Regions from separate parts of the Mus musculus genome. Here region 1 is linked to region 2. The links are chromatin loops, found by intact Hi-C in ENCODE. Cell type or tissue: heart. All regions are shown on one strand. Each heading gives the region's core, and the rest is flanking DNA. Links, peaks and the distances in the headings are about the cores only.

Evidence for each region. Hi-C counts contacts between places; a loop is a spot of excess contacts. Peaks named below come from ENCODE experiments on the same cell type or tissue, not always from the same donor. Only the 100,000 strongest peaks of a DNase experiment are listed, where the experiment ranks them.
Region 1: it touches region 2 in a loop (3-fold over the local background); 2 of 42 quality-filtered maps call a loop at or near these places.

Annotation. Positions count from the first base shown.
Region 1 is chr12:4,764,556-4,772,894 of GRCm38, reverse strand. Fam228b (family with sequence similarity 228, member B) reads left to right here and starts at 3,661. Exons shown (of 7, transcript NM_175431.5): 1 at 3,661-3,989; 2 at 4,374-4,505. The coding sequence starts at 4,398. Pfn4 (profilin family, member 4) reads right to left here and starts at 3,600. Exons shown (of 4, transcript NM_028376.4): 1 at 2,626-3,600. The coding sequence starts at 2,742. In heart, for the core only: CTCF peaks have their summits at 3,665 and 3,869; a DNase peak (open chromatin) is centred at 3,624; H3K4me3 peaks cover 1,294 bases; H3K27ac peaks cover 1,225 bases.
Region 2 is chr12:4,968,674-4,977,012 of GRCm38, reverse strand. It overlaps Atad2b (ATPase family, AAA domain containing 2B), which reads right to left. Exons shown (of 28, transcript NM_001362349.1): 15 at 7,571-7,661; 16 at 2,734-3,045. Among named protein-coding and RNA genes, the nearest start is that of Atad2b, 55 kb to the right of the region's middle. In heart, for the core only: CTCF peaks have their summits at 3,659 and 3,859 (motif pointing right); no DNase peak of the experiment used is centred there.

The sequences.
Region 1 (8,339 bases), core at 317-8,316, 200 kb after region 2:
TATATACACACATGAACATAAATGAAAATTATAGTTCCAGAAAGATGGCTCGGTGGTTAAGAATACTTGGTGCTCACAGGAAGGATCTAGATTCAGTTCCCAGCACCTCTATGTTGGCTTACAGTTCTAGGGGATACAAGTCTTCTGAATTCTGAAGGCACCAGGCATGCATGTGACACACACAATCACACACACACACACACACACACACACACACACACACACTGAAAATATTGATATGAAAAATAAAAATGACAAACCCCCCTGCTTTGAGAATCTGTCATATACCAGTCAGAATAAGTATTAAGAGAACGAAAACAAATGGGGGCAGGGATGTAGCTCATTAGGTAGAGTATTTGCTTAGCACGCTGACGCTCTGGGGTTAGTCCTCAGCACTGCAGAAACCAGGCTTGGTGCTCCATGGACACAGTCCTAGCACTTGGGAGGTAGAGGCAGGAGGTTCAAGGTTATCTTTGGATACCTAGTAAGTTGCAGGCTAGCCTCAGCTACATGAACCTTCTTTAAAAATGGAAAATAAAGAAGAAGACAAATGACAACAAGAGCTGGCAAAGGCATGAGGAGAGAGAGGAGGAACTCAATCCACTGACGCCGTGGGTGCAAACTTGTGCAGCCACTGTGGAAATCAGCATAGACGTTCCCAAAGCTGCACCTAGAACTACCACATGACCTAGCCGTAGCACACATCACGGAATAGAACTACCACATGACCTAGCCGTAGCACACATCACGGAATAGAACTACCACATGACCTAGCCGTAGCACACATCACGGAATAGAACTACCACATGACCTAGCCGTAGCACACATCACGGAAGGAGTTTGAATCAACGAAATCATCCTGTCAGCAGAGATGGGCACATGTAGGGGTTTGTTGTTGTAGTTTTCCACAATTGCCGGAAATGGAACCCACCATGCCTGTCACTGTGGATAAAGAAATTTACTACACATACACAATACAATTTTATATAGCCATAAAGAAATTGAAATGGCTGGAAATAGTGGAACATGCCTTTAATCCTAGCACTTGGGAAGTAGAGGCAGGCAGATCTCTGTGAGTTTGAGGCCAGTCTGGCCTACATAATGATACCCTGTCTCAGGGGAAAAAAAGAAAAAAAAATCATGACATTTGTAGAAAAAAAATCATTGTGTTAAGGATTAACAAACCAGACTCAGATGGACAATCACCACAGAGCCGCCCCTACACATTTTATTTTATAAATGAAACCTAGATTTAAAATGATGTGGATGAGGCTGGAGAGATGATTCAGCATGTAAGACCACTTGTTGCTCTTGCAGAGAACCCAGGTTCAGTTCCCAGTGCCCATCCACATTGTAGGTACCAACTGTCTAGTTCTAGAGACCTGAAACCCTCTTTTGCCCTCTGCAGGCACTGCATACACATGGTGCATGAACATACATGCAGACAAAACACACCCATACACATCAAACACGTCTTTACAGTTATGTATCTGTGTGTGTGTGTGTGTGAGACAAACTTATAAGAGAGGAGGAGGATCTCTTAAGGAATGTGGGAAACAGGATAATGGAATACACATGATAAGAAAACAGAAGAATTAAGGGAGGAAGAGAACCAGCTGAAGCTGGAGAGGGTGGATAGAAGGCCCTTGGGGATGAATGAAAACAAGGTATAGTGTCATATAGGATCAGGATGTGCTTTGCTCTAAGTTACTCTATATTTTGTAAAACAGTGGTTTTTCAGTGTGTCTTGCCCCGAGAGACTCTATTTTGAAGATGGAGGATGACTTCATACCTGGATGGACACAGGAACAGTAGGTCTATCAAGAACCACCCACTCAACCCAGACTGAAAAAATGACTTATTTCTGGGAGTAGAGAGAATGCTGAAATAGCAGAGGCATATGGACATATTAAAATCGTATCAGAAAAAACAGGCCCAAGAAACTACCATATACAACAGAGCAAAGAATGGGTGTGTCTTCCTTACCTGGCTCCCTAAAGAAGCAAACACCTAGCACTGAGATGGTATTAGTTCCTACTGCCCTGGACTTGCCCCATCTATCAGTCTACCAATCTGTCTGGACCCATCTTGGTTCCTTTATTCCTGGAGTTGGTTTCAACTCTGCGGCTTCAGTTTCAAACTTGAGATCTGAAGGAGCCTTAAGTCATCACTACAGCTTCTCCAGACTCTTTCCCGAAGCTCTGGTACTGTTAATTTATCAACAAATATCAAATATCTAATGATATTTCTACCAACTGCCCTGCTTTTCAGAACTTCTGAAAATTCTTGATCTCTGCTGTGGCCTCATAACACTTTATTGCCAATCTGTAACACTGTGTGTGTGTGTGTGTGTGTGTAATCCATGAGTTGATATTAGTAATTAAGATAGCAGAATAAGAATCTGTGCTTACCCGTGAGGTTACCAAAGAAAGCAGGCATATGTATGAAATTGTTGCCACAGAAACTATCGTACTTTGTGAATTTATCATTACTCAATAAATTCTGACATTGTTGAAACATGTTCGGATGTTACATAGCTTACAACACATACATGAAGATAACATATAAAATCCAACACTCTATATGCTAACCTAAAAAATATTTTTAAGAAGCTTTCACCCTTACACTAAATCCTGGTGATGTCACACACAGGGTCTTTTCCTGGAGTTTGATGAGGGCTGCGCTGTCCACGTGTTTCGTCCCCAGCAGGGTATCTAACAGTAAGTTCTGCAAGTGACTCATGCTTCTTCGGCTCTGAACCAGAACCTGCAGCTGAAGACTCCACGAGGGACAATACAAGTGCTTCTTGTGTACGTTCCAGCTTATTATCAGTGTGTGTCCTCTAAAACGGTGGACGAGTGAAAATAGTGGTCCATCATCCAGGGTTCACCAGTACTCAGAGGGGAAGAAAAACTATTATAGAAAAATCAGAATTCACAGAATGGTTTATGAAGGTGAGTTTGAAAAAAAAATCAGAGCCTCAATATTTTTATCTATTTAATGATTTACCTGAGATTTAAAAACAAAGGTCTATGCCTATTATTTTGGGTACTCTAAGGGCAGGAAGGTCACAAGTTCAAGGCCAAAGAGACCCTGTCTTAGAAAAATAAAGATCTGCGAATAAGTCCTCCATTCAATTCTCAGCTCCGCAAAAATGAACAAACAAATAAATAAAAGTAAAATAAAGTAAAAACAAAAAAAAGCAACCAGTTATCCACAAAATCTCAAAACCACTCAAGGTGCACCACCGATTTAAAAAAGATACTCTTTTCATTCCTCCTCCTTGGCCAGCATCAACGCTGTAGACAAGACACCGGTCAACAAACCTGAGCTCTAAGACCACCTTGGAGGCTCTTTAGAGCTACATTTACTGCTCATGTGCTGCCATCTTGGACGGCCCTCAAAGGGTCAACCGCCACAAACACTCTTTTGCCGCAGGTTCCTAGTAAGGCGAACGACTCTCTCCCGCCGCTGCCTTCGGAGGACTAATTGATGGGAGGCCGGTAGCCTAACTGAATCCTGAGTCCTGGAGGCCGGGAACTAAACACAGAGTAGGGGCTACAAGAGGAGACGAGGCTCCGCTAGGGGCGGGCGTAGCACGGATCTGAAAAGCTGATTGGCTGCGATAGCTGCCTGTTAGCGCGAGACAGTTCCACTGCCTCCTTTTCGACTCGCCTCGCTCCCAGGCCAGAGGGCTGCACTGCTCCGTGCTGTTCGGCGAGGTGCGCGCGCGTTCTCGTCTTCCCGCTGGCCGAGGGGCGCGTAGGGGTGGCGCCGCGTCCCAGGAGACAGAGGTCCGAACGCCCGCGCGTTCCGAATCCAAGGTCTCGGGCTGAGGCCGCGGGCTCACTGTGGTGCGGAGAGCCGAAGGGCAGGCCCACCGCCAGAGGGGGCTGAAGGACCTGTGGAAGCCTGCGCGGCAGGACGGCCCGCGCACGCGGTCTGTGTCGGAGCCGGCGAATCGCGAATCGGGGGCCCGGTACTCCCGGGTGAGCGGGCCTGGTACCCTAGATTCATCATGGGCGCAGACCCACAAGTCTTCTTCTCCCTCACATGCAGGCCCCGGGGAGGGCTTTGGATCTCTTGGAGCTTGAAGGTCCCAAATTCCCTTCTTTCTCTAAGTTCATTTGTCAGTAGCTTGAAAGCGGCAACTCATCAGCATTCATGTCATATCAAACCTAGAAAACTGCTGGGAACTAGATTCCTAGCCAGGAGGGCTTCAAGAGAGCCCTGTTTCAAGCCAATTGGAAGGGACACATGGACGGGCAGTTTTCCAAGACTCGTTCCCTAAGTGCCCAAGGTCATGAGTGTTGATTATTAAACCGCGGAGAAAATTACTGTGAATTTTAATTACAAAATAAATGCTATTTTAGCTTTTCTAGGGACTGTGTTACTTGATGACCACAATGAAAAATAGGAGCCAAGATGATATGGTGACGGGCACACTCCCCAAGCTCAAGAGCTCCAAAGAATGGTTGGAACCACAGTCGCTTTCTTTTATGGAGGTACAGTTGTATGACTGTTGAGGTCCTTGCTTAGAGATGTGCCTTGTGCATAAGTTTTATTTTTCTTTCTATTTTACTCTATTGGATAGAACCTATCTATCCCCATTAACTCTACTAACTTTGTTACTTACTTACTTTGCTCTTTAAGAGCTTAAAGTAGAATCATATACCATTGATTATAAATTTTAACAATATAACAAAGCTGATAAAAACCTACTTAAAGCCGGGCGTGGTGGCACACGCCTTTAATCCCAGCACTCGGGAGGCAGAGGCAGGTGGATTTCTGAGTTCAAGGCCAGCCTGGTCTAGAGAGTGAGTTCCAGGACAGCCAGGGTTACACAGGGAAACCCTGTCTCGAAAAACCAACCAACCAACCAAAAACCCCTATTTAAACCTGGATATGTTGTATTTTTCTTCCTAAAGAGTTTTATTAAGGTATAATTGGTGTAAAATAAATACACTTGAAATGCATAACGATAAATTTTAACGTGTGTATGTTCCTGAAGCCAGTTTTACACATCAAGATAACAAATACATTGACTGCTCCCAGTTTTCTCATCAAGTTCTTTTGGAGTACCCCCTCACACTTCCCTCATTTCCTGTAACCATTCTGTCATTATGGTTTTGCTTATTTTAAAAAAATTTTATGCAGTGAAAACTTATGTATTCTTTTTTGGTTTGTTTCTTGTTTGTTTGAGACAGGGTTTTGTTTGTTTGTTTGAGACAGGATTTTGCTGTATAACCCTGGCTGTCCTGGAACTCGCTTTGTAGACCAGGCTGGTCTGAAAAATCAGAGATCTGCCTGCCTCTGCCTCCCGAGTGCCTGGCTCCTATGTATGCTTTTTTTGTTTTTGTTTTTTCGAGACAGGGTTTCTCTGTGTAACCCTGGCTGTCCTGGAACTCACTCTGTAGACCAGGCTGGCCTTGAACTCAGAAATCCACCTGCCTCTGCCTCCCGAGTGCTGGGATTAAAGGCTTGAGCCCCACCGCCTGGCTCAGTTTCCTTTTTAGTCTATTCCCAAGGATATATAACTTCTACCACTCTCTTAATTCCAGAATTTTTTCATCATTCCTAAAAACCAACTATATTCATTGGCAGTCTTCTTTCTTTGCCCTCTAGTTATTGGTAACAGTAATCTACTTTCTAACTCTGTAGATTTGCATATTCTGGACATTTATACAAATGAGACCTATGTAATATGTGATCCTTTGTGACTGGCTTCTTTCATGTGGAATAATGCTTTCAAGGTTCATCCATGTTGTACCATTTGTTACTGCATGGTCTTTTAAATTATACATTGCATGTGGACAGGTGTTCGTGAAGGTCAGAAGGAGGTGTTGGGTTCTGTGGAACTGGGATGGTTTTAAGCTGCCTGATGAATGTACTGCAAACTGAACTCGCACCTGGAAGAGCAGGAAGTCTTAACCACTCACTGGGTCAAATAACTCTATACATAACTTTTTGGGAAACCAACAAATAGATTCCCCACAGCAGCTGTGCCATTTCACTATAAAGTCCCAGCAATGTATGATGGCTCTAATTTCTCCACTACTTGAAGTTTATTGGATTTCTTGTATCTGTTGGCTTACAGGTTCCAAAATGCCCTCCTTTCAGGTATTCTTTCCTTCCCTCCCTTGGCACCCCCACTTTTGTCTCTCGGACAAGGTCTCTGTGTTGTCTCTGCTGTCCTCAAATTCTAGTCCTCCTGCCTCAGCCTTCTTGGGGCTGGGTTTCCAGGCACATGTCGCTAAGTCTGGGTCTGAAGTGAATTATTCCCAATGCTATACTTTCACATTTACTGAAATCATAATTATGATTCATATTTATGTCATCTCCAATCTTCTGATAATCTCACTGAAGTTTGTTTCTTTGTAAAATTTAAGAACTGGATTTTTCCACTTTTTTTTTTTCCTTCTTGCTTCTTTTTGTTTGCTAAATCTGTCTATTCATTGTTAGCATTTTAAAAAAATATCCCTCTCCACTTTTCTCTTTGGATAGGACCTCACTGTATTGCATAGCCTGGTCTTCAATCCTTTGTCTTCCTGTAGCAGCCTCCCTAGTACCTAGAATAACTGGAATTAGGGCTTGTGTACGAAGCTGTACTCCCGAAGTCTTTATCTTTCAGTTACAAGATATGGACCATCCCAGTTTCTGCTGATTTTTTTCCTTAAGTATGGGTGACATTTTCCTTTTCCTCTGTGTCTAGTAATTTTAGATTCTATTTTAGACATTATGAATGATAGACATTATTTATACAAGACCTGGCTTCTTTTATGTCATAAAGAATATTGAATTTACCAGGTAATTGACTTTGCAGAGTTCAGGCTCTAAACTTTGTCAGTTAGCAGCCGCTGAAACTACTTTACTTTTCTTAGGCTTTAGTTGGGCTGCATAAAGCCCTGTCCACAGACAGTTCAAGTGGGAGAGCATTTGCTTAGCATGAATCAGGTTTATCTCCACCACTGTTAGGGAAAAAAGCCTTCCATAATTGCCATGAACTTTGCTTTCTAATTCCTCAACCAGTGGGATCATATGTGTGTGAGGTTTAGCTACCTCCACTAGCTCTGGTTGAAACTAGTTTGGCAAAAGGAGATGAAGCCTTTTGGTCATTCTCCAGTGTCTTCAGATTTTCAGATTGATCTCTCTCTCTTTCTCTCTCTCACATATATATATACATACATATATATCTACATATGTTACTGCATGGTCTTTTAAATTATACATTGCATGTGGACAGGTGTTCGTGAAGGTCAGAAGGAGGTGTTGGGTGTATATATATATATATACATACACACACACACATATATAAATTTTTTTTGGTCTAGAGCTACAATATTAATCCACTATCAATCTTACTTGAGGACAGCAGTCTTGTCAGAATCAGCAACTTTCTGTGCAAAAGGAGGAAAGAAAATAAATAAAATAAATTGTGAAGTCAAGGGCATTGGTTCACACCTGTAATCCTTGCACTTAGGAGGTTGCGGCAGGGGGATCACAAGTCTGAGACTCCTGAGCAAGTTTTAGGACATGTTATAAATACATAGCCAGATCCTGTTCCCTCAAAAATATTAGACACACATTTGAGTTTGAATTGTCGTCCAGTGGGTGTGGGTGTGCCCTTCTTTAATCCCAGTACTCAGGAGGGAGAGGCAGGTGGATCTCTGTGAATTTGAAGCCAGCCTGGGGTACACAGTGAGTTCCAGGCCAGCCAGGGCTATATTTTGGGACCCTGACTCAAAATCAAACAACAGCAAAACTCCATTAAATCTACACAAAAATACATAAATTTACTAGGTAATTACAAGATCTTCACGAATGATAAATGTATTTATTCATTTATTTGTTATATTTATGTCCCTACTGCCTTTGAGAAAAAAAAAGTTTCAGTCTATTAAGCAACAGGTCAGTTGTCATGGACAATTAGTTAAGGAACATAGGATGGACTGGGTTGGTGGCACAGGACTTGGGAGACAAGGAGTGGATTGATACTCGTTTGAAGTCAGCCTGGGCTACATTATAAGATCCTGTCTTAAAACAATGTAGGAAGACTTTAAGGACAAATGTTTTTGTATTTCAATACTCTATTCTTAAATTTTATAAAGATCCAGCCACATTTTAATAATAGTTTTACATCTCATGTAATTTTGTAGATAAAAATCCATAATGCAATTTATCCATGATCCTTACATTTCATTTTTTAAAAAGCAATCTCAAAATCAAATCAACAGGCAAATTTATAATCAAAAAGTAAGCAGGGAAGTATGACATGGAATGCACCCACCTTGTGCTGTTATATCTCCGTGTTTGTTTCTAGGTATAGCTTTGCCTAAGGT
Region 2 (8,339 bases), core at 58-8,057:
GCAGGGAGGAGGAGACTAGGTAAGGTGAGGGAAAAGAAGAAGAAAAGAGAGAAGGAGGGAAGGAGGGAAGGAGGGAGAAAGGGAAGAACTATATCATATATTTCTAAAACAGAAGAATAGGATGCTGTATAAAGATAAGGCACAGGGCTAGGGGGATGGCTCCGTGGTTAAAGTGCTTACCATGAGTGCAGATCTCCAGAACCCACAGAGACACCATGTAAGCATGGCAGCCCTCCTACAATCTCAGTCTTGAAAAGCAGAAACAAAACTCACAGAGCAAGCTGGCTACTCAGTCAGGGAAACAGGCGACATACAAGGAAGGATAGTTGCTGACATCAGCTCCATGTTCACAAAGTACACTCACCTAGACGCATGTGCACCCACACACAGGACATACACATGGCCAACAAACACACAAAAATCAAACAGAAGAAAATGAGGAGGCACAGAATGATACAAGTAAGAAGAGTTACAGTGGCCTTTAAAAGCTAAATACTTAGTAAATATTTATTTGAGAAATAACAGAAAATCTCTTAGGTGATAATGTCACAAACAAGGAAAGAATACAGGTCTATGGAAAAAATATTAACGAATAAAACAAACTGGAAAATACATATAAAGTAATGAAAGACAAGAATTTACAACTTGAATAAAATGTAGTTGTTATCCCACTAATACATGCAACTTAGTTTTGTTGCCTGAAGTAAAGTATACTTTGCAATTACAAAAATAAAAGTATATGAAGAGAACAATGCCATAAAATGGAAACTCTCAAATGAAGAAAAAGAATATCAAAAATCTCTCACAATAGGTAATTCTTCATTTTACATTCTGATCACAGTACCCCTTCCATGGGCCCTCCCCACTGTGCCATCTTCTTCATATCTGAAAAGAGGGAGGTCCCCCCTGGATACCAACCACCCTAGCACATCAAGTCACTGCAGAACTAAGCCCATCCTCTCCCACTGAGGCCAGCCAAGACAGCCCAGTTAGAGGAGCAGGATCCACAGGCAGGCAGCAGTCAGGGACAGCCCCTGCTCCAGTTGCTGGGGGACCCACACAAAAAGTAAGCTGAGTGTCTGCATCACATGGATGGAGGGCCTAGGTCCAGCCCTTGTATGTTCTTTGGTTGGTGGTTCAGTCTCTGGACCCCGAGGGTCCAGCAGTTGACTCCGTTGGTCTGCCTGGGGAGTCCCTGCATTGTCTAAAGAAGCAAATCATTTTGTTTTTTGTTTTTTATTGAAAGTTTTAGATAAAGATATTTATATGTGTGTTCCCAGTTATAAAAATCATAGATAAGCTAGGGTGATGACTCCTATCTGTAATAGTGTACTCAGGAGAGTAAGACAGGAGGATTGTTATAAGTTTAACTATCAACCAGTGCTATATAATGATTTCCAGAGTGAAACTGTCTCAGAAAAGAAAGACAAAGAACGTACCTATCACAGATAAAAACACACACAAATCACAGCACAGAGCCTGATTCATAGATATGCTCAGGAATAGTTGTCCACACCCTACCTGTCAAAAAAACCTTAAGGAACAAAGAGTTCTATGTAAAGTTTTCCTTTAAAGAAAATTAGTCTTTGAAAAAATATATTTATAATGACAGTCAAATTGAATAATATTCATGATTCACTGAATATACTCATTTGATATTCATTAGACAACATCAATGAATTTTAATGTTGCTATAATTCTCTGAACAATTTTCTATTTGTTATAAGCTACACACTAAGTAAAGAGAGTATTAAGATAAATTTAAAATAATCAAAACACACTATCTCATGCCAGGCACGTGGCTTTAATCCCAGGTAGAGAGAGAAGCAGGCAAAATGCCCAGGCCAGCTAGGAATACACAGTGAAACCCTGTGTTAAACCAACAAAAAAATAAAACCCTCACTACTTCACCTTCAAATTTCATGGGTCTTACTTGATTTCAACATAAACCTAAACTTTTTGGGGGGGTTGGGGGAGATGAAACAAGGTTTCCTGTTGTCCTGCTGACCTAGCCCTCAAAAGATGACGTGAAACTTCTGATCTTGCATCTTCCGCCTCTCCAGTGGTACAGGCGTGCACCATCATGTCCAGCTGACACAGAACTGAGAGCTGAATCAGGACCTCAGGCAAGGTAGACAAGCATGCCTCTCACTAACTTATATCTCCAGCAGAATTTTTTTTTCCTCATGAAAATGTGATTTTTAGGATAATGTTCTGATTTCATCTCAGGTCCAAATTACAGGCCCGGGCTTAATGAAATCTATAACTATGGACAATTAGGCTGGACGTTACTCCCTTACCTACAGCTCATTTTCATTTTCATCGGCACAAATGAAGAGTGCTCTGTCAACATCATCAAAATGAGCTGACTGTACAGAAGCGTCCGAACAAAGCACGGCCGGGGCAGGCAAGCTCCCTGGGCTTGAGTCGGCCTCCAATCTTACTGAGTGACCTCGCATAACCAAAGTGCTCAATCTCCTCAAAACTCATAGAACTTTGATATGGATTCATGAATGATAAATTAGGCACTTTATAATAAATAAGCAATTATTACTATAGTCTACTTTCTAACATCCTCCATATTAAGAGTGAATAAACATTCACCAGGCAACACCATTTACAGACAACATGTGAGTTCTGAAATATTCAGTGATGAGTGAAATAAAGTTCTAATTAATCTTATGAAGAAATGTTTTTCTTATTTTCACAATACAAAAAAGTAGTTTACAGTACCTTCTTTCTTGTCACTCTGGCTAGTTTCTGCATGAGGAAATATTTTTTGCAGGACTGCTAAGATGTTGTTGAAACTTCTTTCTAGCAATGGCCTTATAATGGGGGACAGCGCCTGTCCTGAAGACATCACAGCACGTTGGGAAGCAGGCACGATGTTCTGCATGGCATGGTAGAAGTCGTGGGCGCTGAGCACTATTGAGGTGACATCCAGCTGCAGCTTGTGGCTGCTGGCATAGATCTGAGGGTAGCGCCTCCGCAGGGCAGTCAGGGCGGCTTCTGTACACAGGGCCTTGATGTCAGCTCCACAGTAGCCTAATGCACAAAACGAGAAAAGGAACAAAATTAATTCTTCCGAAGATCACTCTGGTTTCATAATACATACATTTCTATCTAAAATAATCAGTAATCATTGGCAAAATTGAAATGAATCCTTTAAAATCACCTAACAAAACTGACTAAAAATGTTCTAAGTATTTTAAATTATCAAAAACATAAGCTAATAACATTAACACAAAAAGTCCTGTATTGTGTGTCAAAAACCACTGACTGCGATGCACAGCTTTCTTCAGGGCAAGTTTTCAAAGAATTACTGCTACATTTCAATCTTTCATAACTAATCTTAATCTAGACTTTATCCTCACACTATACCACTATGCAACATTCTTCATCTTTCTTTGATTTTATTTTGAGACCAAATCTCACTAAATTGCCCAGGCCTCCTGCCCTGGCGTGCTGAGTACCTATGACTACAGGTGTGTGTCACCTCTCCTGGCTTATTTTTTCTAATATTACTAACTTCCTAAATACATATGAAAAAGTGATACAAAGGTATTATATATAAGGAGAATCTTCAAAAACTTATAATTTACCATCAGACCTGAGCATAGCACAATAGTCATTAACAAGTTGAAAAGCACTGTAACTTAATGTTGTAATTAGACTATTGTTTCCCACACTGACTCTCATTACTTACCTACTTACTTCTGCAAAACATACATTTACAAAAATGATCTACTAGAAACTCATGTCACAAAAGGGAAAAACAAACCAAAACCTTCAGATTAGCCAAAGACTGTCTTTTACTATCAGCAACTAAATTAAACTTCACTTGGGCACCCTTATCAGTTGCACCAGCAGGGGGAGCCACTTGAACAAGTTATAGAACATTATGCCCTAAACTTAGGGATCACTATTGAGTTGTCTTCCTCTTTATACTTCATGTTGACTTTATGATACTTATAAATACCAAAATAAAAATGATTACAAAAGGAAAAAATGACTCGTGAGTTTATAATCTGAGAATTTGCCTTAAAAACTATAAACAGATTAAAGAAATATTATAACAATCTAACTCCCAAATAATTCTTCAGAATAACTATGTTTATCATTAGTCTTCTATTTTATACTTCTCCATTAATAAATTTTTAAGTACATTTTTCTTTGACATACAGTTTTTATATTACTTCAACAAAATGAGTACAGAACACTTGTATAACATTATAAAGTAGAAAATAATCACAAGAACATGAATTTTGTAAGATAAAAATAAACTACCATCATCAAATAAGAACCATACTTATATTCCCGGTAAATATCTGCACAGTGAATGGACACGCAGTGGTCCTCTTTACAACAGCTGCTCAAGTTAACAAGAAAAGCTCAGAGGCTGGTGAGATACAACAGCAACTATAGAAGTACTCATAAATCCTCCAGGAACATAAGGCAGTATATTTGCCATAGTAACATGTTAATTATATACAATGGCAATACGCTATTCATTCTTTCCTAATTGAGTCCACAAGATTGACTTTATTAACAATATCAGAATCCATTTTCTAAAGAAAATTTTCAGTGGGTAATCACAATTACTAGACAAAAAAAAAAAAGCAGACAATATTGTCTTTATCTGCTTGTGCGAAATTAACTGGCCTGTATCTATGGTTCTCAATTTTAAAAACTCATCAGAATGAATGCAAACTCCCAGGCTCCACAACAGTGAGTCACTCTCTGAGAGTTTAAAATTTTAAGTATGTATTTTGAGAAAAATTTAGAAATTCCTCTGATGCACAAAAAAGTTGAGAACCATTCACTTGCTTCTATATGCTTCACTGGATTCAAACACTGAACACAGTACACCAGAACGGCAATGCTCTGGGTGAACACTGGCCCTCCCTCAGGGGCTCTTGTCCTGCTCTAAGTGATAGCACACCTTGTACTCTCACAGTGTTCTAGTTTAGGAAACAGAGGATGCTGACAGAAGAAACAACCTTAAAAGTTAAACGTTTACGTTCTTGTTTTTAAAGCATCCTTTTTCAAAACCCACATTCACCATTCCTAAACAATGCTCTACTGGACACCAACAGACTGAAGAAACATGGTTCTTTCATGTTACTATTAGGTTATAATTTTGTTTGTTTGTTTGTTGGTTGGTTGGTTGGTTGGTTGGTTGGTTGGTTTTTCCAGACAGGGTTTCTCTGTGTAGCCCTGGCTGTCCTGGAACTCACTCTGTAGACCAGGCTGGCCTCGAACTCAGAAATCCGCCTGCCTCTGCCTCCCGAGTGCTGGGATTAAAGGCATGCACCACCCCCGCCCGGCTAGGTTATAATTTTTGTAAAGATTGAAAATATAACTATAAAGGGTTAGGTTAGAAAAAAGGATCAATATTTTTATGAGGATTTCTTTAGAAAAATTACAAACAAAATGAAAGCCCCAAATACAGATATTTCATAGACATGTTTTCGTTGTTTTAAGCCTCTCACTGAAAATAAACAGAAAACATTAGATAATCCGTTTTATTAATTGTAAGCTATTTTTTGTATAAATGTTGACACCAGCTTTTTATGAAATTTCTTTATTACTTAAAAAGAATACCTGATATGCATGCAAAAGCCTCCAAGGTATCTCAAGTCAAAGTCCATAGCCTATAAAAGGCCAACTATCCTTGCAGATATTCACCAAGACTGCATAATCTTTGTTAGGCATAAATCCCACTGAACTGAAACCATACATGTTAAAACATATTTGAGGTATATAGTAATATTCAAAATAAATTTAAAATAGTAGTTCTAATAGGACAGTAGTTCTATTCCTACTTGAAGATCTGCATTTGACCATTCTTAACATGAACTGGTTTCTTAAATGAAATCAATGCCATAACTGAACACACAACCATTTAATTTCACTGGAATTTTATTTAACTCTCCAAAAAGCCAATGGTATATAAACATATCTCATACATACTGCCACCCCACAAAAAGAGGAAAAGCAAGAGAAGTTTCAGTCCAGTAAGAAATTACATTGTAAATGTCTTTTAAAGACCAACTGCATGCTAAAGTAAGTCACTTGGAAAAGTGCAGAATACTGACTGACCTTTTGAAACACATATGAAAACTGAAACTCAAATATTAAGATAAAGAATTAAACTTCAGTGTGTAACATTTCAGATGAAAGGCAGGGTAATAGAAAGTTATTTTAGAATAGCTAGGGATTTCTCACTTCTTGAAGACAACTATGAACTTCAACTAAGGCTCATCCTGTGACAGATTCACAGAAAAATCTACAAAAGCTCCCAGTCTGATCTGAACTCTAATACCATAATATGATAAATAAAGGGGAGAGGGATCAAAAAGGAAAGACTGGGTTCTGTTTTGTTTTGTTTCGTTTTAACCAAGTACCACCCTCTCCCATAAAGCAGCACAAGGCTTTGCAAAGATCAAGCCAATGTACATGAAATGGGTCTGGCGCATGCTCTCTTATACCAGGCAAAGCTTAAATTGGGGTAGTGCTGGAGAGATTTACGTTTTCTCCTCACCAGAAGATGTCGAGGTCTTTGTGGTTCAAAAGCTGAGGGATGCTGCTTCGGAGATGGAAGTCCCTGTGGATGAAGAGGATAATTCGGATGTAGCTAACTGAATGGACTAATGTTCTATTTAAGTTTTAATTATTTGATAGTGGATCACAATGAAATTTTTTTTAACTAAGTTGATGTTTTTGGTTTTGGTAACTTTGAAGTTTTCCCAAGTAGATATCATTAATGGATTTATTTGAGGGATTTCTTCATAATGCTTAAAATATTCATGGAGATAGGTAGTTTTTTATTTGTTTTTTATATTTTGCAGAGTATGGGGAAAAAAAACCATGAAATGGGTTTAGTGCATGCTCTCTTGCCAGGAAGAAGGAAGAATGAGGGAACTTTCCTTTGTGTACATTCAGTTACTACTAACCTCCTATTTCAGACCTAATTAGAAGAGAGAAAGCCTCGAATTCCATCTCCTGTGGTTATCAGTGCTCTCATCCTCTTAGAACATCAATGGTTATTTATTCTGTGGGTGACATTTTTCTACTGTGATGTATTTAAATTAAGTTGAAAAGTTTTATATTTGAGGCAAATAGCAGTAAGGATTTTCTTTGCTGGCCCCTCCCACCCAGCTCTCTCTAGACTGCAGGAACAGAGCTGAGCCCGACAGCTCTATCCAGGACGCATGGGAGGCCACAGTGCTCATCCACATGGGCCTTTTCTCTTATGCTTGTCTTTCTTAGTAACATTTCTGAGAAGGGATAATTCCTAAGAGGAGACTGTAGTAATATGAAGGATGTTCAGCATTCAATGAAACCCATGTGACTTCTAAGCTTTGTTCACCAAACACCTCACATGATGAGAATTCAATCCATGAAACTTTAAGTGAAACGATTGTATAACTTTTAAATATGAATTCAGAGCCGTCTATCACACAGTTAAAGACATACAACTGTACTCATTCACATTTCAACATAAAGGGAAAGGCACACGGAGTAGGACAAGCAGAGACAGGCGAAGAGTTCAAATAGGAGCACTCACCAACACATTTTTCTGCCAATTCTCCTAAAAATGCATCAGACAGTTTTGGGTTCCAGTCCCTGGTGTGGATCTGCAAGATGTGCTTTCTGGCCTAAGAAGAAGAGTACAGCGGCGTAAGACAGCACCAACTTCTCATGGGTTTGCTGTAACAAATTCTGACTGTAACCCCACACTAAGCTGTTCTCTGTTTTAAAAGAATTTTAAACACCTTGGCATTCACATCAACCTGTTTGTTATAAAACCTAAGATTTTGGGGGCTGGAGAGATGGTTCAGCAGTCAAGAGCACTGGCTGCTCTTCCAGAGGTCCTGAGTTCAATTCCCAGCAACCACACGGTGGCTCACAACCATGTAATGGAATCTGATGCCCTCTTCAGGTGTGTCTGAAGACAGTGACAGTGTGCTCACATATATACATAAAAAGAAAACTTAAAAACAGAAACAAAAACCCTACAACTTTTATCTCTGTTTCATGAGTTTAGACAATTCATGTTCTAAGAGGTAAAAAGAAGCTTCATTAGTGACATTAAATAGTGAATCACTAATGTGTGACAAGAAGCTAAAACTAAATGTTACGTTCCTACATGCCTCCTTTTCTATTTTATTTATTATTAGTGGTGGGAGGTAGGGAGGGGTGTGCACACACACTATATCACAGAAAAACTCTTGGGATCATCTCTGCTCCAACTATGGAGTCTGGGGATCAAACTCATGTCATCAGAATTCCACGACAAGTGCTCTTCTCATAAGCCATCAACAGCCCTAGACTGC